2 separate regions of the Homo sapiens genome follow, and region 2 is linked to region 1. A link is an interaction called in ENCODE POLR2A ChIA-PET data of the cell type or tissue named here. Cell type or tissue: Caco-2. All regions are shown on one strand. Each heading gives the region's core, and the rest is flanking DNA. Links, peaks and the distances in the headings are about the cores only.

Region 1 (8,327 bases), core at 106-8,105:
GACCCGTGGGGGGTCCCTTTCCACCCTGGCGAGCTGGCTGGCCGGTCGGGCCCCTCACCCGCAGAGGCCGCGGCTCATTTCCACCGGGGAAGCCTCTATGCCCCAGCCGAGGGACCGCCTCTCGGCCTCTCACGCCCCTCCGCGTGCTCCGCCGCCGCTCAGCCCCGCCCGCCACCGACTCACCTGCGCTGTTGTGGGGGGAGCCCCGGGGGAGGCCGTCCCCCATCTGCACCTGGACACAGCCACCCAGGGGTGGGCCCAGGGTGGGAGGCAGTGGCTCCTGGGGGCCCGGCTGCTTCAGAAGCTCTGTCAGCGCCCTGCGGGGACAGCAGTCAGGGGTGGCCCTCTGTCTCCCACCTCATCAAAAGCCAGCCCCGGCCACCACCGTCTCACCGTGTGGCCCTGGGCAGTTCTTTCGGCCTCTCCAGGCCGTCCTCTCCGGTGCTCGAAATCACGCACGAGTTTCCCCTCCCAGGCAGTATCTGCCAGCCTCACCTGTGGCCCCAAGACAGCTGCTTCCCAGAGCAGGTCAGGAAACTCTAATGAGGCTCCCCTTCCCTCCCCTCCCCTCCCTGGAGCCCACTCTCAGGGACCTTCCCCAGGTGAGCCTCCCCTCCCAATGCGAGCTTTCTCTGCTTTCCTGCCTCTTCTCCCAAAAAACTGCTACTCATTCTTCAGACCCCATCAGCGGCCTCCTCCAGGAATCCTTTTTTTTAATTTTTTTATCTTTTGAAGCAGAGTCTCGCTCTGTTGTCCAGGCTGGAGTGCAATGGCGCAATCTTGGCTCACTGCAACCTCCACCTCCCCGGTTCAAGTGATTCTCCAGCCTCAGCTTCCCTAGTAGCTGGGATTATAAGGTGCCTGCCACCACACCTAGCTAATTTTTGTATTTTTAGTAGAGACGGGGTTTCACCATGTTGGCCAGGCTGGTCTCCAACTCCGCCGGTCTCGGCCTCCCAAAGTGCTGAGATGACAGGTGTGAGCCACCGCGCCCGGCCCAGGATGCCTTATTTACCTGCCTGCCTAACTGCCCCTGCAGCCGCGGCTTCTGCTGGGACCTGGGATAAAGCTGCCATCACGGGCATGAAGGACAGATGGGTGACGGAATGGGGATGTTGGGAGACCCCCTGGTGGCAGCCCAGGACCCACAGGCTGTGTGACCTTGGACAGCCACCTCCTTGGACCCAACACCCAGCCCCCACCCAGCTGTGATGTGACAGTGTCTGCAGCCCAGCTGCCTTCAGAACCCGGAACCCATGATTTTCTCCCACTCAGCCTGACCCTCCTTCCGGGGCTAGAGCCTCAAATGGCTGATTCGTGAAGGTCATTCAGGAGGCAGGACACCAGGGATGGCCGAGGTTTGGCTTCAGGTTTGGTGGCAGGGTCTGAAACCATCCTAGTACCTGCCTGGGCTGACCTTCCTGCCCTGCCCTCTCCCCAGAGGCTCACCTCTGTGGCCTCATCTCTGGGCAAGCACCTCAAGCTCCTGTCTCCCTGACAGCTGAGTAACCACCACGCCTCTGGGCCTTTGCACAAACTCTTTCCAGATGCCCCGCCCAAGCCCTCTGAGAAGCCTTCCCTGGCCTTCAACCCCAACACAGCAGAATGAAGGGTGAGACTCGAGGGGAGGACAGGGACTCAGGACACACCCACACACAAGCCTACGTCCCATTCCAGGTCTCCCCAGCAGAGAAAAGGGAGTTGGGGCCATGGGAGCCTGAAGCCCAGAAAGGAGAAGGGACTGGCCTACACCACACAGCACAGCAAGGGTGGGCATGGCTTTCCTGCGGCATCACCAAACCTGCTGCCCCATCCCCAGCAGGTGCAGGGAGTTCAGGATGAACATGTCAGCTGGGCTGCTGCAGCCACCCCTCACCATCGCAGCCCTAAGTTCCTTTTTCCCCGCCCCTGTCAAAGACATATCCAGGCCTCTTCCAAGCTACCCTCACCCATCATGGGGGACCCCCAAATTTGGGCAGCCCAGCCCCTACCCCTGCAGCATCCAGAAGCCAGGCCAGGAGGCTCCACCTCCTGAAGGCAGTGCAGAAGCTGAGGGTGGAGGCCAGGGTGCCAGCCCGGGCTTCCCTTAGAGCTCCCTGGGAGAAAGTGGGCTACGTGGTTTCGGGAGCGAGGGGTGCTGAAGTGCCAAGGAAGCCCTCACCCCCTGCCTCTGAGGCCCAGGAGGGGGAAGTGTCCACATCTGGCCTGCCAGGGTATGAAGGCTTCTCTATGGTCACTTTTAAATACCAGCCTGTCACATTCGGTGTCAGCAGCCCACAGGCCCAAAGGGTGCTGGGACCGGGTGGATGAGGAGGGCACAGGCCCCAGGGCATGGGGGTTGCTGGGGGCATGTGAGTGCCACGTGTGGCATGTGGGTGGGAGTTCCAGGGTCAGGACACATAGAGTCCTAGAGTCCTCGTTCCAACCGAGGAAGGGGACCTGGACCCTGTAGTGCCCACTTCACACCAAGCTCAGAATGCAACAAGCACCTGTCCTGGCCTCAGCAACACACGACTGTGTTCCAGAGTCCCCTTTCTACGCAGAGGGAGCCCTGACCTTCACCTGGGAGCTGTGGCATGGGGTGAGTGGGGGGAGGCCTTTGAAACCCAAGGAGGGAAGGGCAGCCTTGAGTCACAGCTGTGGGGGCAGGGGAGAGGCAGGAGGTGGAAGAGGGGAGGGAGGAGTGGGGAGAAGCAGGAGATGGGCACCCAGAGAACCAAGCGCCCCTTCCTTTCCCGTGCCCAAGACGCCCGGTCACCTCCCTGGCCAGCGGCGCCCCTTACCCTGGACAGTGACCCGGTGCCCTCTGTGCAAGGCTACCTGTCCCCCTCCCAGCCCGCCCCCACCCCCCTGCCCTCCAGAGGAGACTCGAGCAGGGAAAGGCGGTGCGGCGCCCAGCACGGGCAGAAGGTCAAAGGGAGTCAGGGCGGTGTCAGGTGTCTCCCTGATGAAGTGTTGGGGGGGCGGCGGGGGGAGAAGGAGACAGGAAAACCCAGAGAAGGGGCCTGCTGGGAGAACCAGCGCTTCGAGAGCGGCGGGAAGGATCAGCGGGCAGGGAGAGCAGTCCGAGGAGCAGGCGGGGGTCCCTGGGCGGCGCGTGCTCACCTGGTCACTGTGCGCCGCGCGCGCGGGCTGTGCGCCCTCTCCAGTCCCAGGCGCGCCCCGATGCCGGCCAGCACCAGCAGCGCTGCGACGCCGCACACAGCGTAGACGGCCGTATGGCTGCGCTCGCGGCCGGGGTCCCGGGGCGCTGCGGTGTCGCGGGCGCGGGCGGGCGGCCGGCCTGTCTGGACCCAGGCCGGCGTGTCGTAGTTGGAACAGCGGCTCTGGTCGAGGCGCCGCGGCCCGTCGTGGCAGCAGAAGCGGTAGCCGCACGTGCCGCAGCAGAAGCTGTAGGCTCCGGAGCTGCAGTTGAAGGGCGGGTCCCACTGGCCCATCACGTCGTAGTAGCCGCGGCAGCGGTCGCCCCCCTCCGGGGCTGTCGTGCCGGGCGCCGCGGGACCCTGCGCCTCGGGGGCTCCCGCGCGGCCCGACGGCGGCCGCGCCAGCAGCAACGCGAGCCGAAGCGCGAGCGCGAGCCGGAGGCCGGGAGGACGGCGGCCGCCGAGCAGTCCCCGCGCCCCGGCCCGCGCCATCGGGCCCGCGCCTCCCGCTACTGCGCCCGGTGCATGGCCGGGCGCCGCGGCTCCCTCCGGCTCGGCTCCTCCGCTCCCGCAGGGATCGCGCTGGCTCCCGGCGCACGCCGCCTCGGCCGTCGGCCTCCTCTGGGGACCCCAGCCCCGAGTGGGCTGGGTCTGGAGCTCCGAGGCCGCACCTCCGGTGGGCGCGTCCTCCGCCCGGGCTCACCTCGGACCCGAGCTGCCCGGTCCGCGTCCTGAGATCTTCCCCGGGCCGGGCGGCGGGTCCTCGCCTGCGCGCGGCCCCCGGCTTCTCCCCGGCCCGGCAGGTGTGCGGGTCTTGGCCCTAGCGGAGGCCGCGCCGGGGCCGCGGGCCGCCCGACTGCGCTACCTTCCCGCCGCGCTCTCAGTACAGCCCGCGCTCTGGCTCCGGCTCCGGCTCCGGCTCCCGCTCGGGCTCGGCGCGGGCTCGGGCGGGCGGGGGAGGGAGAGAGGAGGGAGGGCGGAAGGGAGGCAGAGCCGGGGGAGGAGCGCGGCTGCCGCGAGGGGCGAGAGGAGGCAGCAGGCCCCGCGGAGCCGGGAGGCCCCACAGGGAACCCCCCTCCACAAAGACTGCCCCGAAACATTCATCGGAACTGGGCGCTCGAAGGGGATCAGTTCTAGGGCCCGCGACTAGAGCGTCCCTGTCTTACAGGTGCGGGGACCTGTACCTTACAGGCGCGGAGGTCAAAGCAGCCCGGAATTGCCCCGGGACGGGCAGGGCCACCCTCTCACCTCCTTCCCGTCCCCTCTGTCCGTTCTGATCATAACATAAGGAGGGCCCCTTCCCCTCTCGGCGCCTCGATTTTCCCACCTGTCAAATGGGAAGGACTTCCCCTGGCAGCGCCGCTTCAGAGGGCCAAGGATTTACCCCACGGCGCGAGCCCAGTTCCAGAACCCCTCGAACGCTGGGCTGGGGTCCAGGGATGTCCCCATCCCTGCGTCGATGGGCACGGCTTGGCTGACGCACTTCCGCGATCTGCTCCCTCCCCAGGTGTGAGGAGAGGGGGACTGGGCTCGCCCCTGCCCTGGAAAAGGAAAGCCTGGAAAAGGAAGACCTCCGCCCTGCGCCCACCCGCAGGTCCTTTCACAAACCGAGGGGTAGGGTGTGGGGGCCCTAAGGAGCCCGGACCCGGTCCCAGCACGGCCCAGTGGTGTTTTCGGGGTTGAGTTGAACTGGAGAAGGTCCTGGTGCTTGGCTTCTCCCTGCCTCAGTATCTCATCTTAACATCAAAGACTCTTCCTGGAGGGCAGACTCATAATCTGCCCCTTCCAGGAGATAGGGGTCGATATGGAACCTCCCTCTGTCCAGACGGAAACAGCAGGAGGGCAAGGACTGGGCGTGCAATTCACCCAGTGTGCAGCTCAGGCCTCTGTCGGCATTTGCTGAATGAATAAATGAATGAAAGGACTCCAGCGCCTAGTTTCTGTGAGATGAAACATTTGGGGCTCCCTAGGGTCCCTCCTGGTCCCCTTTCCATCCGTCCTTCTCTCAGCAACTGGGACCAGCTTATGAAAGTGGAGAAGGTGGGGGAGAAGAAGAGGAAGGATTTACATTTTAAGGAGGATCAAGTCTGTTGCCTGACATGAGGGGCTGACAGACTAATTTCAGGTATTAATGGGTTCAGACAGGAAGAGGAGGTGACCTCCCCACTCAGAGCTTCTCCTTGTGCCCTGGCCAAAGACAGCCTGCTCCCTCCACCTACACACACACATGTGCACACACATGTACACACACTTCCCATCCAGCCCCGAAAACCCACCCTCATTAAAGGACCCCTTATTACCAGTTTAGAAGAAAAAACACAGATGAACAAAGGAATTAAATGAAATTGCTTTAATCCCATGTCCAGAGACAACCACACTAAAATATGCCACATTTACATGCTGGATTGTAACTAGTTTGTGGTTTACTTTTTGCCATCCTTAAACTTTTCGTTTGGCTGGGGGCAGTGGCTCACGCCTGTAATCCCAACACTTTGGGAGGCTGAGGCAGGTGGATCACAAGGTCAGGAGTTGGAGACTAGGCTGACCAACATGGTGAAACCCCACCTCTACTAAAAATACAAAAATTAGCTGGGCATGGTGGCATATGCCTGTAATCCCAGCTACTCGGAAGGCTGAGGCCAGAGAATCGCTTGAACCTGGGAGGCAGAGTTTGCAGTGAGCTGAGATCACACCATTGCCCTCCAGCCTGGGAAACAGATTGAGACTCCGTCTTAAAAAAACAAACAAACAAACAAAAAAAAAAAAACAAAAAAAAACCTTCTCATTTGTGATTCTTCTCAGAGCTTCTGAGCTCTACTTTCTGGAGCGTCCTTTCCTGCTTCCTTTCCTTAGGGCCATTCCTAGAAATGGAATCCGTGGCACAACCCGTATCACTGGTATTGAAGTCCCCACCGCCCTCTGCCCACTGCCCTGGAGGCTGCAGGAGCTCTGAGGGGGGCCTCTTCTCCCACCTTTCCCACCCGTTGCCGGGCACTGGGTTGAAAGAGGCTTGTCTCTGCCCCCTTGGAACTGGGGCCTCTTCCAAGTTAGAGTGAGGGGTCAGAGCAAGTCTCCCAGTGCTCCCCCTTCCTGGACACCCTCCTGCCCCCACCGTCCTGGCACTGGGTGCTTTCCTCATGTTGACCCCATCAGGCCTTCACATACATATACATAGTGACAGCCATTTGTCCAATGAAGGAAGTGGATTCCAGCCCCTCCCAGGGACTGATGTCCAACCCCCAACACCACCCCCCACCCCCCACCACACACACACCTTCCTCCCCGTCTCAATCTGATTCAGTGGTCAGCCAGCAGCCATAGGTAACCATAACTACTGGGTCTGTGCCAGGCACTGGATACCCTCTTCTCTCCATGGGAACACCTGGCCGCGGGGAGTGAGTGGAGCAGGAGAGGGCAGCTGTGAACACAGAGCCCAGCTGACCCTGACTGGCTGAGTCCTGGGATCTGATCGCCCATTCAGCTGACACTGCCCCAGGTGCCTGGCCATGTGCCGGGTGAGGGGATCTGGAGATAGAGCAGCCCGGCCGAGGAGTGACCCCTTTGCCCTGGACCCCGGGGTCTCTCACCCCATCAAGGCTCCAGGGCAGCCACCCCTTATCTCTTCTGCCTGCCCCCCTCCACTACCACTAAGCCTGTGTCACCAAAACTCATCCATTGATCCAGGCTTAAAATAACCCCTGGCATCTGCAGCAAGCCCCGCGGGGCGGGCAGAGGAGCCGAGTCCCTGCTCCTGAAGGGCACCCGCCCCGCCCCCAGCTCCCAATGCTGGCAGCTCGAGTGTGCGGGTGTCTGCGCGTGTTTGGGTGACAGCAAGAGTGTGCATGTCTGGGGCTAGCATGACTATGAGGGCCTTCCCTGCACGGTGGGCATGTGTGTGCACACGTGTTTGTCAGCATACATGCTCCTGTGCACGAACGGCCTTCCTCCATGTCCAGCCCTCACCTGGTGCTCAGTTCTGGCTGGGGAAGGCTGGGGGCCCTGAGAGGTGTGGACATGACAAACAGCCTGTGCTGGGCCTCAGTGTCCCCATTTTAGGTGGTGGGTGACCAGTCTGCCAGCTCTGCTGAGCCCTGGGAAAGGTTTGGGATTTCCTAGAGAGAAACTCAAGACTCAGAGAGAGGAAGTGACTTGCTGTGACTGGCACACAGCCAGGAAGGGCAGGGTCTGGCCTGGAACCTGCACTATGAGTCCCGAATCCACATTCTGGCCAGTTCAGCACACCCGGGAGGCACTCCTACCCCACGACAGGGCCCTTGCCAACACCTGACCCAGGCTCATTTGCCCCCTGTCTGGTCACGCAGGCTGCCCTCTCTTCCTGGAACCCCTTTCCAGCCCCACATGCCCAGAGTTTCTAGGTTTTATTTATTTATTTATGAAACGGAGTCTCTCTGTGTTGCCCAGGCTGGAGTGCAGTGGTGTGATCTCGGCTCACTGCAACCTCTGCCTCCTGGATTCAACCAATTCTCCTGCCTCAGCCTCCCGAGTAGCTGGGATTTATAAGGACCCGCCACCATGCCTGGCTAATTTTTGTTTTGTTTTGTTTTGAGACGGAGTCTCACACTGTCGCCCAGCTGGAGTCCAGTGGCGCGATCTTGGCTCACTCCAACCTCCGCCTCCCAGGTTCAAGCGATTCTCCTGCCTCAGCCTCCGGAGTTGCTGAGATTACAGGTGCACGCCACCACGCCTGGCTAATTTTTGTAATTTTTAGTAGAGACAGGGTTTCACCGTATTGATCAGGCGGGTCGCGAACTCCTGACCTCAGGTGATCCGCCCGCCTCGGCCTCCCAAAATTCTGGGATTACAGGCGTGAGCCACGGGGCCCGGCCTAATTTTTGTATTTTTAGTAGAGACGGGGGTTTCACCATGTTGGCAGGGCTGGTCTCGAACTCCTGACTTCAAGTTATCGGCCCGCTTTGGCTTCCCAAAGTGCTGGGATTACAGGTGCGAGCCACTGCGCCCAGCCTTTATCCTTTATTTTGGAGCCAGGCTGACCGGGTTGGAATTCCTGCTCTTCAGGGCCATTCAACCTTTCTAGGCCTCAGTTTTGTCATCTGCAAGATGGGCTACCAGCATTTCGGCAGGGTTACAGGGAGAAGCAGTGGGCCCCAGAGACACTGAAGCCAGGCTGAGAAGACCGTGACCGCGGATGCCACCCACAAGCCT
Region 2 (8,327 bases), core at 260-8,259, 340 kb after region 1:
CTGTGAGGATGTTTTCAGAGATTAGTGTGCGAGTCTGAGTAGGCAAGGAGAGCCCTCTATGTTGGTGGGTATCATCCAATCAGCCAGGAGCCCAGGGAGTACACAGAAGGTGAATTGCTGAGAGCTAGAACAGACTTTTCTTCTGCTGCCTTGGACATCAGAACTCCAGGCTTGCCAGCCTTTGGACTCCAGGACTTAACCAGTGGCCCCCTGAATTCTGAGGCTTTTTGACCTTGGACCGAGAGATAACACCATTAGCTTCCCTGGTTCTGAGGCCTTTGGATTTGGACTGAGGTATGCTACTGGCATCCCAGGGTCTCAAGCCTGCAGATGATCTGTCATGGGACTTCTCAGCCACCATTAATCATATGAGCCAATTCCCCTAATAAATTCCCTCATATCTATACACATATCCTATTGGTTCTGTCTCCCTAGGGAACCCTGACTAATGCAGATTTGGTGTTGGGGAAGCTGAGTATCAGTTCTTCTTACTTTATTCTTTACAGCACAATTGAAGAGATCTGTGAAACTCTTCCCTCGCAAAAAGGCTCTGATAAGTGTACACGGCTACTTAATGGCGAAAGATAAAAGTTTAAAAGCTAATTATCACTGGTGCTGCAAAAGCAGAAATTGCAACGGCCAGGCAATAATCAGGCTTTCAAATAGACAGTATATACTTACAAAATTTGTGGATCACAACCACTTTGCAAATAAAACTGGAGCAAGTGCTTTGAAGATCGCAGAAGTGAAAATACAGGCAAAAAATACAAGAAATCTCCCCTGCCAAATTATTCAATGGTGTATTATTTCTGCTCCTTCACACATAGTGCCAATTTGCTATGCTATATATTTTATCTTCACATCATTTCTAATACTGGAGATATAAATTGTGTAGAGACTTTTGGAGAGTTCTAATTAATTCTATGCATTTTTTTTTTGCAAACTGAACTCCACAGAAGTGCATTATCACAACACTGACTTCATGTGTAAGCTCTGGCTGTGTTCATCAAAACGTAGAAGCCAGGTGTGGTGGAGCACCTGTAGTCAGTCCCGGCTACTAGGGAGGCTGAGGTAGGAGGATCACTTGAGGCCAGGAGTTTGAGGCTGAAGTGCACTATGATCATGCCTGTGAATAGTCACTGCACTCCAGCATGGGCAACATAGCTAGAAGACTATGGTCTCTTTAAAAAAAGTTGAAACTGGCCAGGCACGGTGGCTCACATCTGTAATCCCAGCACTTGTGAGGCCAAGGCGGGCAGATCACCCAAGGTCAGGAGTTCGAGGCCAGCCTGGCCAATACGGTGAAATCCTGTCTCTACAAAAATTAATAATACAAAAATTAGCCAGGCGTGGTGGCGGGGCGCCTGTAATCCCAGCTACTTGGAAGGCTGAGGCAGGAAAATCGCCTGAACCCAGGAGACAAAGGTTGCAGTGAGCCGAGACCACACCATTGCACTTCAGCCTCAGCAACAACAGTGAAACTCCATCTCAAAAAAAAAAAAAAAAAAAAAAGGTGAACCTTCAATGAGATGTCCTTTTTTTATACTGTTTTTGTGAAAGATAAAATTCAACAATATCTCTGCTCTTCAGGAGACTGCACACACAGTGATGACCCATCCTTGTTTTTACTACCTCATCAAAAGACCTAGTTTGTCCATCATGGTATTTCAGAGGACCACAGTTACAAAATGTAACACCCATGCAACTACGGTTAGTATACTGAGTGATTAAACTTGCAAAATACATTTGTTACTATTTTATTGTGTAAAGTGGTGTACTAGGCTGTTCCTGCATTGCTATGAAGGAATACTTAAAAGAAAAGAGATTTAATTGGCTTACAGTTCTGCAGGCTGTACAGGAGGCATAGTGGCACCTGCTTCCAGGAAGGCCTCAGGAAGCTTCCAATCATGGCAGAAGGCAAAGGGGGAACAGGCACATCACATGATGAGGACTGAGCAAGAGAGAGTGTGAGGTGCCACACTTTTAAAACAGCCAGATCTCGCGAGAAGTCGCTCACCGTCTCGAGGACAGCATCAAGGGGATGGTACTAAACCATTCATGAAAAATCCACCCACATAATCCAATCACCTCCTACCAGCCTCCACTTCCAATATTGGGGATTACAATTCAACATGAGATTTGGGCAGGGACACATATCCAAACTATATTAAGTGGCCTATGAAGTGTTGTCATGTTTTTGTTTCTCAAATAAATCCCCTTTAAAAAAGGTAAATAAGTGGTTTTTCTGTTTGTTTATTGAAGACAAAGTCTTGCTCTGTTGCCCAGACAGCGCCATCACAGCTCACTCCAACCTCTGCCTCCCAGACCCAAGAGATCCTCCCACCTCAGTCTCCCAAGTAGCTGGACTATAGGTGCACGCTAGCTTGCTAATTTTTGTATTTTTTTGTAGAGACAGGGTTTCTCCACGTTGCCCAGGCTGATCTTGAACTCCTGGGCTCAAGCAATCTGCCCACCTTGGCTTCCCAAAATACTGAGATTACAGGTGTGAGACTCTGTACCTGGCCAAACAAGTGTCTTTTTTTTTTTTTTTTTTTTTTTTTTTTGAGACAGAATCTCACTCTGTCACCCAGGTTGGAGTACAGTGGCATGATCTCAGCTCACTGCAACCTCCGCCTCCCATGTTCAAGTGATTCTCGTGCCTCAGCATCCCGAGTAGCGGGGACTACAGGCACTTGCAACCATGCCTAGATAATTTTTATATTTTTAGTAGAGACGGGGTTTTGCCATGTTGGCCAGGCTGGTCTCAAACTCCTGAGCTCAAGTGATCTGCCCACCTAGGCCTCTCAACATGCTGGGATTACAGGAGTGAGCCACCGCACCTGGCCCAAATAAGTATTTTTTAAATAATGTTTTAAAATTATTTTTTCCAGAATTATATTGTTTGGATTTCGATATTTTGGGATTTCAGTATTTGGGATTATGGCATCAAGAACTGTGTCTTTTAGGCCAGGCGCAGTGGCTCATGCCTGTAATCCCAGCACTTCGGGAGGCTGAGGTGGGCAGATCACCTGAGGTCGGGAGTTTGAGACCAGCCTGGCCAACGTGGCAAAACCCTGCCAAGGTGGGCAGATCACCTGAGGTCAGGAGTTCAAGACCAGCCTGGGCAACATGGCGAAACTCTGTCTCTACCTGTATTTTTTTTTGTAAAAATACAAAAAAATTAGCCGGGTGTGGTGGCACGCACCTATAATCCCAGCTACTTGGGAGGCTCAGGCAGGAGAATCACTTGAACCCAAGAGACAGAGGTTGCAGTGAGCCGAGCACCACTGCACTCCAGCCTGGGCGACAGAACGAAAGTCCATCTCAAAAAAAAAAAGAAAAAAATAAAAAAAAGAACTGTCTCTTTCAGAATTATGGCCTAAACCCGTCTGAAACAACTATTCAAGAAGTCTTTGGGAGAGCTAACACCTACAAACATAAACTTCGGTAATATTTTATAAAATATTCTTAAAAATCACCTTTATCCACACACAAGACAGTTTTAAAAGCTTTGGAGACTGAGTCCAGCTCTGTCGCCAGGCTGGAGTGCAGTGGCACATCTCGACTCACTGCAACCTCCACCTCCCAGGTTTAAGCGATTCTCCCGCCTCAGCCTCCCAAGTAGCTGGGATTACAGGCACGCACCACCATGCCCAGCTAATTTTTGTATTTTTAGTAGAGACGGGGCTTCACCTTGTTGGCCAGGATGGTCTTAATTTCCTGACCTCATGATCCGCTGCTCACCTCGGCCTCCCAAAATGTTGGGATTACAGGTGTGAGCCACGGTGCCCAGCCTTTAAAAGCTTTTTTAACTGAAACACTAGAGTAACAATCTTGGCATTTTTAAACGTATATAATTATCCCTATATATAAAACTATTTTAACAAAAATAACTATTTTCATACAACCATTTTAACTCTAGAATAAAAATACTGTTATAGTGAGATTTTTTCAAATATTTAATTTAGTAGAGTCAAATGTTTAACAAAAATAAAATATTATGAAGTATATAGTATATATTTTAATAAAAGGCTAATAAACTGAATCAGGTCAATAAGAGAAGCAAAATACTGGTTTATAAAACTAAGGCCTTCAAGTGACAGGGGGCCATAGGAAAAAAACAACAAAACAAAAACTAAGGCTTTATTCATTTATAAGTGGCAAAAGAAAAAATTTCCTATTTCCCTATTCCCTAATGATTTAATGTAAACTAAAGCAAAGAGAATGCATTAGTTCACTCTTCCTTAGAAACCTACACCATCTACTAATTTGCTAATGAAATCAGATACATGAGTTCTACATGATCAGTGTTGTGACTTCACATTAGTAGAGACGCTACTTGAGTTGCACTGTCACTGGGTTCCAGAAAGAGAATTTCCTAACGAATCACTAAGAAAGCTTCTTCAACAGATACAGGACGGGCTAGTATCAAAATATAGAAAAAAAAATAAAGTAGAGATAATGCTTTGTCTGTTGAAAAATATTTATTAAACTTCTCTAAAAGGGATTACATAAATATATTATCTCAACTACTATAATTAGATGTCAATTCCAATTCCTTAGTAATATTTTCAAGATTTACCCCTTAAATATAGGCGTATGAAAAACCAAAAGCATCAACAAAAGTTTTATTTATATAAAAAGATTTATGCTGGAATGTTAAAATCTAATATTTTGATTTTGAAAGCAAGTTGATTTTTTAAAAACCCTGAAAACAGTAGAGTGAACTGGCATTCCTTGAAAAGCTGAACAAAATAAGTTTAGTAAAAACAAGTAATAAATTTATTAATTCAGAAAGGATCCTGAACCATGAACCAAAGAGAAAAAAGTAACTGAAGAGGCCGGGCATGGTGGCTCATGCCTGTAATCCCAGCACTTTGGGAGGCCAGGCAGGAGAATCACCTGAGGTCAGGAGTTTGAGACCAGCCTGACCAACATGGAGAAACCCTGTCTCTACTAAAAATACAAAATTAGCCGGGTGTAGTGGCGCATGCCTGTAATCTCAGCTACTTGGGAGGCTGAGGCAGGAAAATCGCTTGAACCCGGGAGGCGGAGGTTGCGGTGAGCTGAGATCGTGCCATTGCACTCCAGCCTGGGCAACAAGAGCAAAACTCCCTTTCAAAAAAAAAAAAAAAAAAAAAAAGTAACTGAAGCTTCCACAGCATATTCCTTTGAGAGCTGGCAGCGAAATTTTATTTACTGATTCACTCAAAAATATCTGCTAAGCATTAGCTACATATCAAGCACTGTTCTAGATGCTGGGAATATGATGGGCAACAGACAAGTCCTTGCCCTCACACAGCAGACTATTCTCCCAGGTAGATCCCAGGATGGTACTTCCCAGCTCCACTCCACTTTCTTTTTCTTTGTTTCTATAATCCAAAACTAAACTCTTCCTCTTCAAATGGCCACAAACTTATCCTGCAAGTTATATTCCAGCTCATTTAAATTAAACATTCACACAGGGTACAGGTTAAGGGCACAGAGTCCAGAGCCAGGGTGCCTGTGGTATCATGATATATACTGGGTATTGTCCAGCCCTTGTAACAGTGTTTTGTTATAATATTGGGTATGTTAAGGCCTGGGGAAACAATCTCTCACCTGTCCTCCATTCACCTGCCCTAAGGCAGGACTCTAATCCTTTCCCACCTCTCAGACTGTGGCTCTTAAGACCCTCCTCAGAGGGCGTCCAGCCCTATACCCTGGGAGAAGAAATTGACATCAGGAAACTTCCATAAAAATCCAAAAGGAGCTGGTCCCAGCACTTTGAGAGGCCGTGACAGGCAGATCACAGGGTCAGCAGATCGAGAATATCTTCACCAACACAGTGAAACCCCGTCTCTACTAAAAATACAAAAATTAGCCGCGGGTGGAGGCGGGCGCCTGTAGTCCCAAATACTCTGGAGGCTGAGGCAGGAGAATGGCGTGAACCTGGGAGGCAGAGCTTGAGAAGAGATGGCACCACTGCACTCCAGCCTGGGTGACACAGCAAGACTCCGTCTCAAAAAAAAAAAAAAAAAAAAGGTAGAGGAAAAACATGATTAGAGGTGAGAGTTTTTCCCAATTCCCAATCCTGGCTCTGCTACTTAATAGTTGGGTGACCTTGGGCAAGTCACTCAACCTCCGTTATTCAGTTTTCTCGTTTGAAAAACAGAGGTAATAACACTATCTCCTAACTTTTTTGTCAAATGTTTAGAACAAGTCCTGGCCCTTGGAATTTATTGTTTATATAAAAATATTCACAATGTTGGCTGGGCATGGTGCTCATGCCTGTAATCCCAGCACTTTGGGAGGCCAAGGCGGGCGGATCACGAGGTCAGGAAATCGAGACCATCTTGACCAACATGGTAAAACCCCGTCTCTACTAAAAATACCAAAAAAAAGTAGCCGGGCTTGGTGGTGCGTGCCTGTAGTCCCAGCTAGTTGGGAGGCTAAGGCAGGGGCATCACTTGAACCCGGGAGGAGGAGACTGCCATGAGCTGAGATCGCGCCACTGCACTCCAACCTGGCAACAGAGTGAGACTTCATCTCAAACAACAACAACAACAACAACAACAACAACAACAACAACAAAACCACATTATTTATTGTTATAAATGTTTGGGTAAATAAAATATGCTTGCCGACCTGTTTTGGAATCAACATGGGTTGATGCCAAAATTTCCTGTAAATCCATTTTATTTAAACCAATTGCTAAATTTTACAGATCCTTCTTATGCAGACTAGGGCTTTGGGCATGAGAAAATCAGAACAGTAAGAGGCCAAGATGATCAATTCATCATCTGTTTCCGGCCCTCCCCTCTCCTTCCCACCACCATCTCTCCTCAGTCAGAACAACGCCCCCAACCATGTATTCACACCTCTCTTCACAAAACTTTGTTCCATTTATGAGACTCAAGTGCCCCAGCCCCAGGTTCAAAGCTATTCCCACCTTGCTCTCATACTATTAGGCCCACGCTCCCTTCTGACCTTCCCCTCTGTCATCTCTAGGCCCTTAGCCTAAGGGCCCAGGGTTTGATTGATAATATGCTACATACTTTTGAGCCTTGGTTCCCAAAAGACCTCTCTTAGGAATGCTCTTTCTCCACTCTTCCACTTGTCTCTCTCTCTCGTCCATCCTTCAAGGTCTACCCAAATGCTCCCTCCTCTACCGGCTTCTCCAATATTCTTCCCATACTTGATCAGGAGGGAGCAGCCTCTTGCCTAGTTCTCCCCAGCACTCCAGCTACACCACTATTACAGCCTTATCAATCATTCATACGTTTGATAAATGTTAATTTTCCATATTGGACTCTCCCACAGACCCTGAACTCTAAGGAAAAGTGAAGTGTTTTATTTGATTTTTGTGTGTGTGTGCCTAGCATGGCAACTACTTAGCAAACTTGGCTGAACAGAAATTTTCTTTTTTCTTTTATTTTCTCTGATGTGTTTCATTCCCATAGGCTTCATTTGGCCTGTGTCCCTTATCTTTAGGGGAAGCCAACTTTCAGCACATGCGCTAGCCAATGTAGCAAAGTTTTTTTTTTTTTTTTAAAGAGACATTTAACAAATTATGCAGGCTGTGATGTCCTTCATTCCAGCTCAAATTTCTCCTACTGAATATGCTAGAACTTAAATCCACTTCCACGAAGACTTTCAACAAGAGAAGATGAAAATCCTATTCCTGCTATATTTAAACTCACATCTACTAGAAAAACAAAAAACAAAAAACAAAAAAGTAGCATTAAGTTCAATGCATAGTGTATCTTTTCATTTACATCTGTTTAGTAATGTACAGGTACTGGTAAATCTGTTTAGGTTCATTTACACTGACTGTATGTTGTGTTTATAGGAGTCATCTGGCTGGAATCTGGCAGGCATGTTCTCTACACTTCTGCCATGGAGTAACAATTCTATTTTATTGTTCTAAAACTCTCCAGGAGCCAGGCACAGTGGCTGATGCCTGTAATCCCAGCACTTTGGAAGGCCTAGGCAAGAAGATTGCTTGAGGCCAGGAGTTCAAAATCAGCCTGGTCAACATAGAGAGACCCCAATCTCTACAAAAGAAAATAAAATTAGCAGGGTGTGGTGGCATGTGCCTGTAGTCGCAGATACTCAGGAGGCCGAGGAAGGAAGATCATTTGAGTCCAGGAACTCAAGGCTGCAGTGCGCCATGACTGTATCACCACACTCCAGCCTGGGTGACAGTGCAACATCCTGTCTCAAAAATTAAAATAAAACCCTCCAGGAGAAATACCCAGCATTCCTTACAGGGCAGGCGGTTCTCTGGGTTCTTCACCTAAACCGCTAATATTCCATCTGACCCTGTCTGCTATGGTTTTCCTGCT

What was found. Peaks named below come from ENCODE experiments on the same cell type or tissue, not always from the same donor. Only the 100,000 strongest peaks of a DNase experiment are listed, where the experiment ranks them.
Region 2: POLR2A ChIA-PET joins it to region 1 with 6 read pairs; 3 of 35 experiments call an interaction of 5 or more read pairs at or near these places.

What each region holds. Positions count from the first base shown.
Region 1 is chr22:41,911,033-41,919,359 of GRCh38, forward strand. SHISA8 (shisa family member 8) reads right to left here and starts at 4,042. Exons shown (of 4, transcript NM_001207020.3): 1 at 3,106-4,042; 2 at 184-317. The coding sequence starts at 3,635. It overlaps LOC124905125 (a long non-coding RNA gene), which reads right to left and starts at 7,630. Exons shown (of 2, transcript XR_007068113.1): 1 at 6,418-7,630; 2 at 5,479-6,004. RefSeq lists silencers at 151-240, 3,241-3,350, 3,421-3,500, 3,641-3,720, 3,761-3,830 and 3 more and enhancers at 3,343-4,268, 6,648-6,807, 6,818-6,907, 8,022-8,327. In Caco-2, for the core only: no CTCF peak of the experiment used is centred there; no DNase peak of the experiment used is centred there; H3K4me3 peaks cover 1,458 bases.
Region 2 is chr22:42,248,957-42,257,283 of GRCh38, forward strand. All of the region lies in intron 1 of TCF20 (transcription factor 20), which reads right to left. Among named protein-coding and RNA genes, the nearest start is that of TCF20, 18 kb to the right of the region's middle. In Caco-2, for the core only: no CTCF peak of the experiment used is centred there; no DNase peak of the experiment used is centred there.